Linked DNA regions of Homo sapiens: region 2 is linked to region 1. Evidence: read pairs that join two places in POLR2A ChIA-PET (ENCODE). Cell type or tissue: PC-9. All regions are shown on one strand.

Region 1 (5,000 bases):
AGAGGGGTGTGAGGTAGTGAGCTGTCAGTCTTTGGGAGTGGGCAGGGGGCTGGCCGGGATGACCTCCAAGGCCCGTCTCTGACCCAAGGCCTATGCTATGCAAGATGCTCCCTGGTCTCTTCTGTCATTTTAGGGCAGACAAGGACAAGAAGATCACAGGCACCACCCCCCTCGCCTTGCCGCTGTAAGATGTGGGTGTGTGGTGGGGCCAGGGGGCTGTGGCTTTCCTGCCTTGGTGCCGCCACCCTCCCTAGGCCTCCCTGGCCTGCTGCCAAAGAGCCATGCAGAGGAGCTCGAATTGCACACTCTCTCAACACATTCCTGTTTCCTTCCGACATCCCTGATCGTCTCCTCCTTCCAGTCCCCGACAAGGGCATGCTCAGGGCACACACGCACTCATTTTAATACCAGCCAGGACAGCTTCTCACTTTGCTATCTGGGTGACCTGAGTAAAGTTACTTAACTTCTCCGAGATTTCTTCATCTGTGAAGTGGGGACGTAATCTCCTACCAGGCTGGTAGGAGCAGGGAAAAGTAAAAAAAGAAAAGAAAGCTGATCAGCTCCAAGCCTGCCTTTCTTCATGGTCCAGGACGCATTGCCCTCCTATGCAAGTAACTCACAATCTTCCTGCACCCAGCTTTCACCAGACCCCTGCAACTGAGCTCCCCGCGGCCTGGGCATAATCAGTACTGCACAAAGCCCTCTTCAACAGACAGATAAACATCGTCCTATAAAATCCCCAGCAAGTCTTTGTTTCTTTGCAGTCGGCTTCACCCCAGAGAGAGGCTTCTTTCTTGAAGGCTGACTTTTGTGTCTCTGGCGATGTATTTTCCTACTTTCTGTAATCAATCTGCTTTCCTTTACACACAGCTGTCCTGGTAAATTCTTTTACTCCTGCATTACCGGCCGTCATTACCCTGTGACAAGTAACACCTACCTTGGTCGGGGAGCAGGAGTTGGAGTGAAGTCTAGATGAGATCATGGATAGCAAAAGCTAAGCACGTGCCTGGCACACGGCAGGTGCTTGAAAATGCAGGCTCTTTCCCTGCCCCACTAGAACCCATGGAACATGCTGCCTTATGCCATAACCAGTGGGTGAACCTGCACCTTACCACAGGAGGCGGGCAGGGGTGGAGAGTAGTTGGTTTTACACTCCTCATCCCGCCCTCCGCGTCTCCTTTTGTGAGATTCTCTAAGAATTCACCCCATTCTGCCCATAACCTCTCTATTGAACCTGATGCAACTGGCCCTGCTGTGGGCATGAGGTTGGTGGGCATTGCAGGGTGAGTAGGAGGACGCTGCTCTGGGCGGCGCAGACGAGATGTGAAGTGGCCCCCAGGAAGGTCTGAACCAGGGCCATGGGGGCACAGAGGAAGCACATAAGGTTTCTGGCTGGAGTGAGTTGGGCTGTCTGGGGATTCTGAGAAGAGTAATTGTAACCATGGTGACAGCATCTAACGCTGAGAAGTCATCATCTCAGGGAATCCCTCCAACAGTCTAGGAAGTAGCTCTTGGGATTGTGTCCATTTTACAGCGGAGGAAAATCGAGGCAGTTGAGTGACCCAGTTGGAGGCCATGCTCCACACAGAACCCACACTTCACTCCATGGAAGAGGTGGCATTTGAAGTGGGTCTTGAAGAATGCAAAAGACCCCCCTGCCCCCCGCCCCATGACTTGGCCCAGCAGAGATGGGGGAGCAGCCTGGTGAGGGGCAGGCTCATCAGCATAACAGTGGAAACCATGATGATATAACAGTGATTACCAAGACACCTGACAGGGTGACTCCTGTAGTGGTAATGATTTGGCCTTTTTTATTTGGAGGGGTGCTTTCAAATCTGTGACCTCACCTGACTGTGCATTTGGGGACATGCCAGTACTGCATATCTGGGGGTTGGTTAGGTCTGGGGGCTACATCATGAGACATCACCAAAGAGAAGCATCTTGGAGAGGATTATTAGATTTGGAGGAAGCCGGGAGCAGCTCCAGAAAGCTGGCGCAATACAGCCCACTGCAGGGTGGCCTGGGGCTCCCCACAAGCTCCCACTCCTGCCTGTCACACCTCCCAAGGGCAGCCCTTCATCCATGACCAGGCCCACAGATCTGGGCACCTGAGAGATAAGGAAAGGCAGTATAAGCCCCGTCTCCCAGCCCCGGGGCAAGGGTTGGGGTAGGATGCCAAGGGAATGAGAATCAAAGGCAGCGCAGGGCTCACCCGGCATAACCTGCCTTGCTTGGGTGCCAGAGAGAATAAGCAGACCCCTCCTCCTGCCTCTTCCTGGTGGTTTTCAAAGCTCCTGCTGGGGTACCTGCCGCTCTTCTGTAGCTGAAGCTGACCTGGATGGGGGTGATGGGAACCAAGTCTTGAAGGCAGTGGGGCTGGGAACTAGAATAGGCCCCTCCCCATGCCTGTGGGAGTGGCCCTGGGCCTCAGACCTGCATAGCAGGTGTCTCCTGCAGGAAGCCACATTTCCCCCAAGGCCTGACCCCTCTAGGCACTGCCCACTCATCTGTTACTCACAGGGGAGGGAGACACTGAGACCAGGAGCCCAGCACCCCAGAGAGAGGTGAACAGAGGTGTGAGCTATTGAGCAAGTTTGGGGTGGGGAGGGAGCAGATCTAGACTACAGGAAGCTAGGCTGGGCTTGGAGGGTCTTGATAGCCCCAGAGAAATTGTACCTGTCATTTCTTCCCCCTTCTTTCATCATCATCATCATCGTCATCATCATCATCATCATCATTTTCTACCAAGACTCCAAATAGGGGGCTGTGACTTAGAGATGTCAACTTTTGCCCAAAGCTAGGGATTGGCTCCACAGAGTCCTGCTTCCCTTGAAAGGGCTGTGTCTGGCACCGGTGGTCCCTGAGTGGGGTGGAGCAGGAGTCACCCATGAGCTAGAAACCCTTCTGCTGCCAGCTGGGTGCCCTGGGCTTGTGGCTACTTGCTCTTGGAACTCATGGGCCAGGCCGACTGGATTCAATCATGACTCAGCCACCTCCCCGCTGGGCAGTCCTGAGAAAGCCACTCCACCATCCTGAGTCGCTGTGTCCTTGTCCAGAACGCGTTGATTGTGCCCCTGGTTCATGCCAGGCACTAAGCTGGATGCAGAGATGACAGCAGCGATGCAGACAGCATAAAACAGAAAAAAAATCTCTGCATTTTAGAGGGAGAGACTGCAATGAGCAGATATGTGCTCTGTCAGGTGGCTGGGAGGTGGCCGGTGCCATGGGCTGGAATGAAGCTGGGGTTGGGGAACCAGACTCATGGTGTCATTTGTGTCACGCCATTTGCAACAGGCAAGAAGGGTACATCAGAAAGGCCTCGTATGCTACCCTGAGAGAAGGAAGTGAGGGGCTGGGCGGACCGCAGGGATTGGTGACAGGAACATTCCGGACAGACAGAGCTGCAGCCCTGGCATGCTTGAAGAACGGCAGGAACAAGCAAGAGGGCGTGGGGAGGGAAAGCAATGGGTCAGGAAAGCCTGGGAGGCCACACAGGCTCTGGTGACAGCCTCTGAGCAGGAGGGATGCAACGGGACTTCTATTTTAAAAGGTCCCTCTGGCTGCTATGTTGAAGCTGGACTGTGGGGAGAGAGGGGAAGCAGGTCACTGGCCTATGATAAAAATCCACATGGAAGCAACTGGTGGCTTGGACAGGATGTGAGCTGTGGCAGAGGTGAGAGCGGTCAGGGTCTGCAGTTGCTATGAAGGTGGAGCTGATGGGATTTGCTGAGGGGCTGGCTGTGCGAGTGAGGGAACAAGAGGAGGTGAGGCTGAATTGGAAGGTGGAGCTGCTATGGACAGACTTGCGGTGGGTTGGGCAGGAGCAGGTTTGAAAGGAGTGGGGAAGGAGTGGGCATGGGGAAGCAGGAGTTTGGCTTTGGATGTGTGAAATTTAAAATGCTTGGTAGGGCTGGGCGCAGTGGCTCACGCCTGTAATCCCAGCACTGTGGGAGGCCGAGGTTGGCAGATCACTTGAGGTCGGGAGTTCAAGACCAGCCTGGCCAACATGGCGAAACCCCATCTCTACTAAAAATACAAAAATTAGCTGGCGTGGTGGTGAGCTCCTGTAATCCCAGCTACTTGGGAGGCTGAGGCAGGAGAATCGCTTGAACCCAGGAGGCAGAGGTTGCAGTGAGCTGAGATCATGCCTTTGCACTCCAGCCTGGGTGACAGAGCACGACGTTGTCTCAAAAAATAAAAAATAAATAAAATAAAATGCCTGGTAGACACCCAGGGAGAAACTCAGAAAGCAAGAAGTCTGAGAGTTCTAACCATATTGATGTGGCAGGTGGAGAAAACCAAGGGAGTGGGTGTAGACAGAAGAAAGGAGGAGAGGAGAGGGGAGGGAGGGGAGGAGAGGAGGAGAGGGGAGGGAGGGGAGGAGAGGAGGAGAGGGGAGGCTGAGCCCTAAGCCAGGTGCGCTGGGGCCAGCCGCACTCTGAAGAGTACCAGTGTAGGGATTCTGCCCGTTGCCGATGGTGCCTATTCCAATTACACATTTCAGAACTTGTTGGGGTGGGGCGGAACCACACATGGGCTCAGGGGCTACTGGACCCACTGTAAGATGAACCTGAGCTGAAACTCCATGGATCACCTGGCCTCCATGAGCCCCTGCTCTGCCAGGTGGGCCGCAGTGTTGTTTAGGGTCTCCTAGACCAGTTCAGGGCCGGTGTGCAGGAGAACTAGAAATGTACGATTATTTCCTTTTCCCCAGTGACAGTCACCCTGGTAAAAAGTTGTGTGTCCTCTCGGGGAAGGCTGGGAGAAAGTTGAACAGTGTGTTTGTGGCAATGTACCAGGGTCCTTCCTCAAGGAGATCTGATTGTTTAATTTTTAAGAAGGTTATGAACCCCTTGTTAAACACAGCCACTATTTAAAATTAAATATACACACAATTAAGCAAATTATATTAAAAACAAAGGCAGTAGTACTGAAAACTCATCACTGCTTAATTATTTTACTGCATTTTACCATTGTCCAGATATAGTGGAAATAGTGAT
Region 2 (5,000 bases), 560 kb after region 1:
GTCCACTGCTTCATGACATCCCTCCTATGTGCCTGACACTATACTAATAGTGCTTTGTTGTAGCCTGTTTAACCTACTGATGCTGCTATTTCCCTTTTATACAGATGAAGAGACGGGGGGTCAGAGAGGTTAAGTGACTTGGACAAAGTCACATAGTGAGTCAGTCGCAAAGAAGGTCCTGCTTCTTGCTACGTCGCCCAGGCCTGGCCAATATTCTCCACTGGTCTGTGTTGCAGAATCGCCAGCTGTGAAGTCAAGCAGCTGCTGATCTGTCCTGTTGAGCGCCTTGATTCTTTTCCTTCAGCCTTCCCTTCCCCAGTATCCCTAGAGCACATTGGGCATGGCTGTGGGCCGGCAGGGGTGGCAGAGTGTAGGGAGAGGGTCTGGGGAGACTTTCTCCTTGTCACTGCAGAGCTGTTTCTCTTCTCTCCATTTCCTCTGTAAAGAGCTGGTACAAAGCTAGCAAAATCAGAGTCAGCAGAAAAATCTAATTTTCACCTTAGACACGTTTGTAGCTGGTAGATAGTAACCCACCTTCTAGACTTTCCTTCCAGACAGGGCTGAGCTGAGTCCTGCCCTGGACATTGGGGACCTGCTCTGTCACGAATTCCCTGCCTCTTGTTAGGCAAGACAGTTCTTCTCTGTAAGCCTCAGTTTGTCCACCAGTAAAAAGGGGGTGGTGGTGATCGTGGCAGGGTGTTACAAGCCCACATGCCTGCAGGGGCCCTCCAGGAGAGACAGAGGCATGAAATAAACCAGGCGCAGGGCAGAAGAGGGCATGGGAATACAAGGGGCCTGGTGGGCACGTGCTCAGCTCATAGAGTCAACCCCAGCTCGGGGCCAACCAGCTGTTGCTGTGTAGGGCTTCTTGGGCCACATCTTTGGATTATTTTCAAGAAAATCCAGAAATCTGAACTATGCTCCAAAATAATTGAAATTTTAAATGTTAGCAACTTATTTGAAATTTTTGAAAGATAGTATAGGCCAATAATAGTAGCTCCATGGCCTGAAACTGGCCTGTGGAGTCACCAGCTTGCAGTGTCTGGATTATTTGGGTCTCCTCCAGCCAGATGAGCTATGGCTACATTTAATAGGCGTATAAATAAAAATAAAATATTTGCCTTCTAGATATGTTGATTTGTATTTATTGATGAGGTCTGTGGTTTATAATTGGCATCTGAGCTCAGAGTTAATAATGGGGTAGAAGCCTCTTTGAGAAACTTTAATCAGAGATGTAGAATTGGTGTGCTTATACCTCTCTCTCCAGATTACTTCCTCCTCCTGACATCTATCTTTAATCCTTCCTGCTGCAGACTTAGCCTAGCCTAGTTTCTGTGGCAACAGAGTATGCTACCTTTTCTCTCCTCGTAGATTCAGAGAGAAGGAAGCAGGGAGGGTGGCCTTGAGATTTTCATAACTCAGACAGCAGTTCCAGGGACCTCTACTTTCTACACCTGCAAAATCAGGGGCAGGACAGGTTTATTTGAAGCCAGTGGGCAGCCCAAGAGCAAGATTTATTGTCTCTCATAAATTTTTAGAGACCTCTGGCTAAGAGCTACCGACTTTATCACATTAGCTGCTACCTTAGTCCCCAGTCTGGAGGGTGTTCGTGGATTAGTTTCTTTAGTATCCAGAGAGCAGTGAGTTTATAGGCCCTTTTAAGGGTGGGCTTGGGAAAGACCTATAGGAACCAAAGGCTTAAAAGAGGATCTAGGGGTCATACTGGCCAATGTGCTGGTCATTTCTACCATGCACAGTGCAGAGTTTGGGAAAGACCTCAGAGAGACAGTAGTGGCAGAAGAGGATCTAGAGGTCATAGTGGCCAATGAGCTGGTCATTCTCGCCATGCACAGTGAAACCAAGATGGACTGTATAGTCAGGAAAGGGAAGTGGCTCCACTGAGATTGTGGTGCTGATAGCAGTTGTCAGTCCTGGGCTCTGACCGGGAAGAATAGGGGAAGTGGGTAGGATACAGACATTGGAGTCAAATGCCTGGGTTTGGATCCTGGCTTCACCGCTGTGAGGCTGGGGGCGCGGGTAATTTACTTAACATCTCTGAGCTTCTAAGAACTCATCTGTAATGGGAAGATGACAGCAGTTACCGCCTCATAGGTTATCGTGAGGATTGAGATGATACTTGTAAAGCGTATAGAACAGGGGCGGCAAACTTTTTCTGTAAAAGACCAGATTGTAAACATTTTGGGCTTTGTGGGCCATATGGTCTCTGTCGGACGCTGCAACTCAGCTGTTGTAACTTGAAAGCAGCCATAGATAGATAATATGTAAATGATGGGCGTGGCTGTGTTCCAATAAAACTTTATTTATAGACACTGAAATTTGAATTTCAGATACTTTTCATGTGTCACAAAATAGTCTTCTTCTGATTTTTTTTTTCAACATTTAAAAATACAAAAACCATTCTTGGCTCTCGGGCCATATAAAAACAGGCAGTGAGCCGGATTTGGCCCGTGGGCCATAGTTTGCTGACTCCTAGTATAGAATAATGCCTATTATGTGTTTATTAAATGTCAGTCACTGATATTACCTTGATCTTTATCATTATTCTTTTTATCTCAGGAGGGCGGGTTGAAGACAGTCAGATATTTGGCTCAGAAAGAGGTGACTTGGTTTGGGGGAAGGAGCATATAAACCGTTACTACCAGGAAGGGAAGATGGGATTTGTCCTGCACTGTCCCAGAGGTGTGTCCTCCAGGCCCGATTGGCAGAATTGACAGGGAGGTAGATTTTTGGCTTCGAGGCCCCTAGCAGCTAGAGGTACTGAAAGTTGCTATAGACTGCCTTGGGCATAGTTGAGTGCCTGTCACTGGGGGTGTCAAGCAGAGGACAGATACTCCTGACATGCTGCAGTGGAGGGGGCGTGCTCACCGGCTGGACAAATGGACACTGAGGTGCTGGGGTCACCACCGTTTCTTGCAGCACCATCAAGGCTAATGGAAGAGGGGGTGTTTTCCTATTCTTCCACGGTCCTTTTCTTAATTCGTGAAGTATCTTGTCCTCTTCCTGCCTTCTCAAATAATCCAGTGACATGCACAGGCCACATTCTCCCCATTTGAACAGGAGAGACAGAGACAGAAAGCAGGAGAACAGGGAGGTGGTGGGAGACAGGATGCAGCGCTAACCTTCGCTGTGGACCTTGTGCAGTGCATGCGCTTCGTGTATCCCCGTGAGGCTGAGCTCTGCTGGGTGTAGTCTTCCGTGTTCACCTAGTGTTTCTAGGGGAAAAGTCCTGAATCAACACATGAGAAGTTTGCATAATGCTCAGATTATTCCCTAATGTATCGATTGCATTGGAACAAATACGCATTTTAAAAATTAGTGTTATGGCAGCATGAACTGCACTTTGGATCGGGAGTTATGAGCGGTGGGAGGGTCTTTTCTAGATAGGGACTTCCTTGTAAGGCTCACCTCACCCCAGAAGGTGGGCTGTTACTCGGCACTTCAGGGCCTGTGAAGGTTTCTGGGCTTTCGGTGAGGTTGATCCTCTCCTAAAGTCGGTTTCTCCCCCAGACCCCAGCAGCTTGTCTTTTGGGATCTCAAGGCACCATACTGGATCCCTCATAACTTCTGATCCCACCCATTATTTGGGGGAAAGCTGACACCAGGGATGTTGGGGCAGCTCCACAATTCTGACCACACAAACTCAGCAAAGATGTAGTTTATGCAGGATCATGCTGGACCGGAGAGAGGGAGCCCAATAGTGGTGGGAAGAGGTTGGGGGGCTCCCTTTTGAACGAGAGGGGAGCAGTGATGTTTAGCAGGAATTGGCCATGCATCCCTAGCTCCCAGCTCCCTGGAGCCTCTGCCATTTGACCAGTAAGTCCCACGTGCTCTGGAGCTACAGGGACCCAGAGGGGTGTTTCTGGGGCCAGACCCAGGCAGTCTAAGAACCGCTTTCTTTTGCATCAAAGCCCACCATGGGGCCTCTGTGTGGGTAATGAGGTCTTGTGAGTACCTCTTCCTTAGAGCAAAGAGGAAAGGAAAAAAAAAAGGATTGCCTGGAATTTATTAGTCTAATTACATTTTCCTAATGTGGTTGACCCTCGCTCACAGCAGCGAGCTTATCAAAGCAGCAATCATACCAGCATTATTGGAGTTTTAATAAGAGTCAATTGGTTATTGTCCTCGCTGCGTCGGACACTGTCGACGTAATCCTCCGAAGCCCCTCGAGAAGATAGGGAGTTTGCTTTCTTTGCTGGAATATTATTTACGTTAATAACAAGGATTAGAGGCTTGTTCTATGTGTTTAGGAGAAGCAGAGCTTTTCTTTGTTCGAGTAGCTCCTGGCTGCCGGCTGTGTACCTACTGGTGGCCCCTCTGAAGTCTAGAGAGCACCAGGCTGAGAGTCTGGACCCTGGGGCCATAGCTCCAGCTCCTGGCTCACCGATCGCTGTGCCTTGCTCTGTGAGCTTAGCCAAGCTGTCTCACCTCTGTGGTCCCTCCTTTGTGAAATGAGAAGACACAAGTAATAACAATTAGCGAGAATGCAGGGGAAGCCTTTCCTAGCACGCAGCAAGCATTAACAAATGCAGGCTCTTCTAAAATAGCCAAATACAGTGGTAGGTGCCGGCTTAGCTCTACCCTTATGCGTTTATTTATGATGCCATAGAGTGGAGCAGCTTTGTATCAGGATTGAGCATTTCCAGAGTGCCCGGTTCTGTCCTAGTTACTTGACACAAGCTGGGGAGCAATTTAGCCTGATGAAGAGGAGGCGGGGCTGCAAGGCTCACATTTCTGCTCTCCCCTTAGCTGTGTGACTTTGGGCGACATTCGTGACCTTTCTGTGCCCAAGCAAGGATAATCAAAGGGTCTCTCTCACAGGCCTAATGAGAGGATTAGGAGAGGCAATTCATGCAGAGTCCATAGAACAGCACTTGGCCCATGCCGAACAGATGCTGGTTATTGTGAGATTAACAGGATTTCTGAGCTTCCGTCTTCTACTTTGCGAAGGGAGGGAGAAGAGGCTGTCTGTGCAGGGCCAC

The links. ChIA-PET counts read pairs that join two places held together with the same protein. Peaks named below come from ENCODE experiments on the same cell type or tissue, not always from the same donor. Only the 100,000 strongest peaks of a DNase experiment are listed, where the experiment ranks them.
Region 2: POLR2A ChIA-PET joins it to region 1 with 7 read pairs; 1 of 35 experiments calls an interaction of 5 or more read pairs at or near these places.

What each region holds. Positions count from the first base shown.
Region 1 is chr1:17,212,681-17,217,680 of GRCh38, forward strand. All of the region lies in intron 1 of PADI1 (peptidyl arginine deiminase 1), which reads left to right. Among named protein-coding and RNA genes, the nearest start is that of PADI1, 10 kb to the left of the region's middle. In PC-9, no CTCF peak of the experiment used is centred here; DNase peaks (open chromatin) are centred at 341, 2,351 and 2,991; H3K4me3 peaks cover 1,452 bases; H3K27ac peaks cover 3,861 bases.
Region 2 is chr1:17,768,914-17,773,913 of GRCh38, forward strand. All of the region lies in intron 1 of ACTL8 (actin like 8), which reads left to right. Among named protein-coding and RNA genes, the nearest start is that of ACTL8, 16 kb to the left of the region's middle. In PC-9, no CTCF peak of the experiment used is centred here; no DNase peak of the experiment used is centred here; H3K27ac peaks cover 313 bases.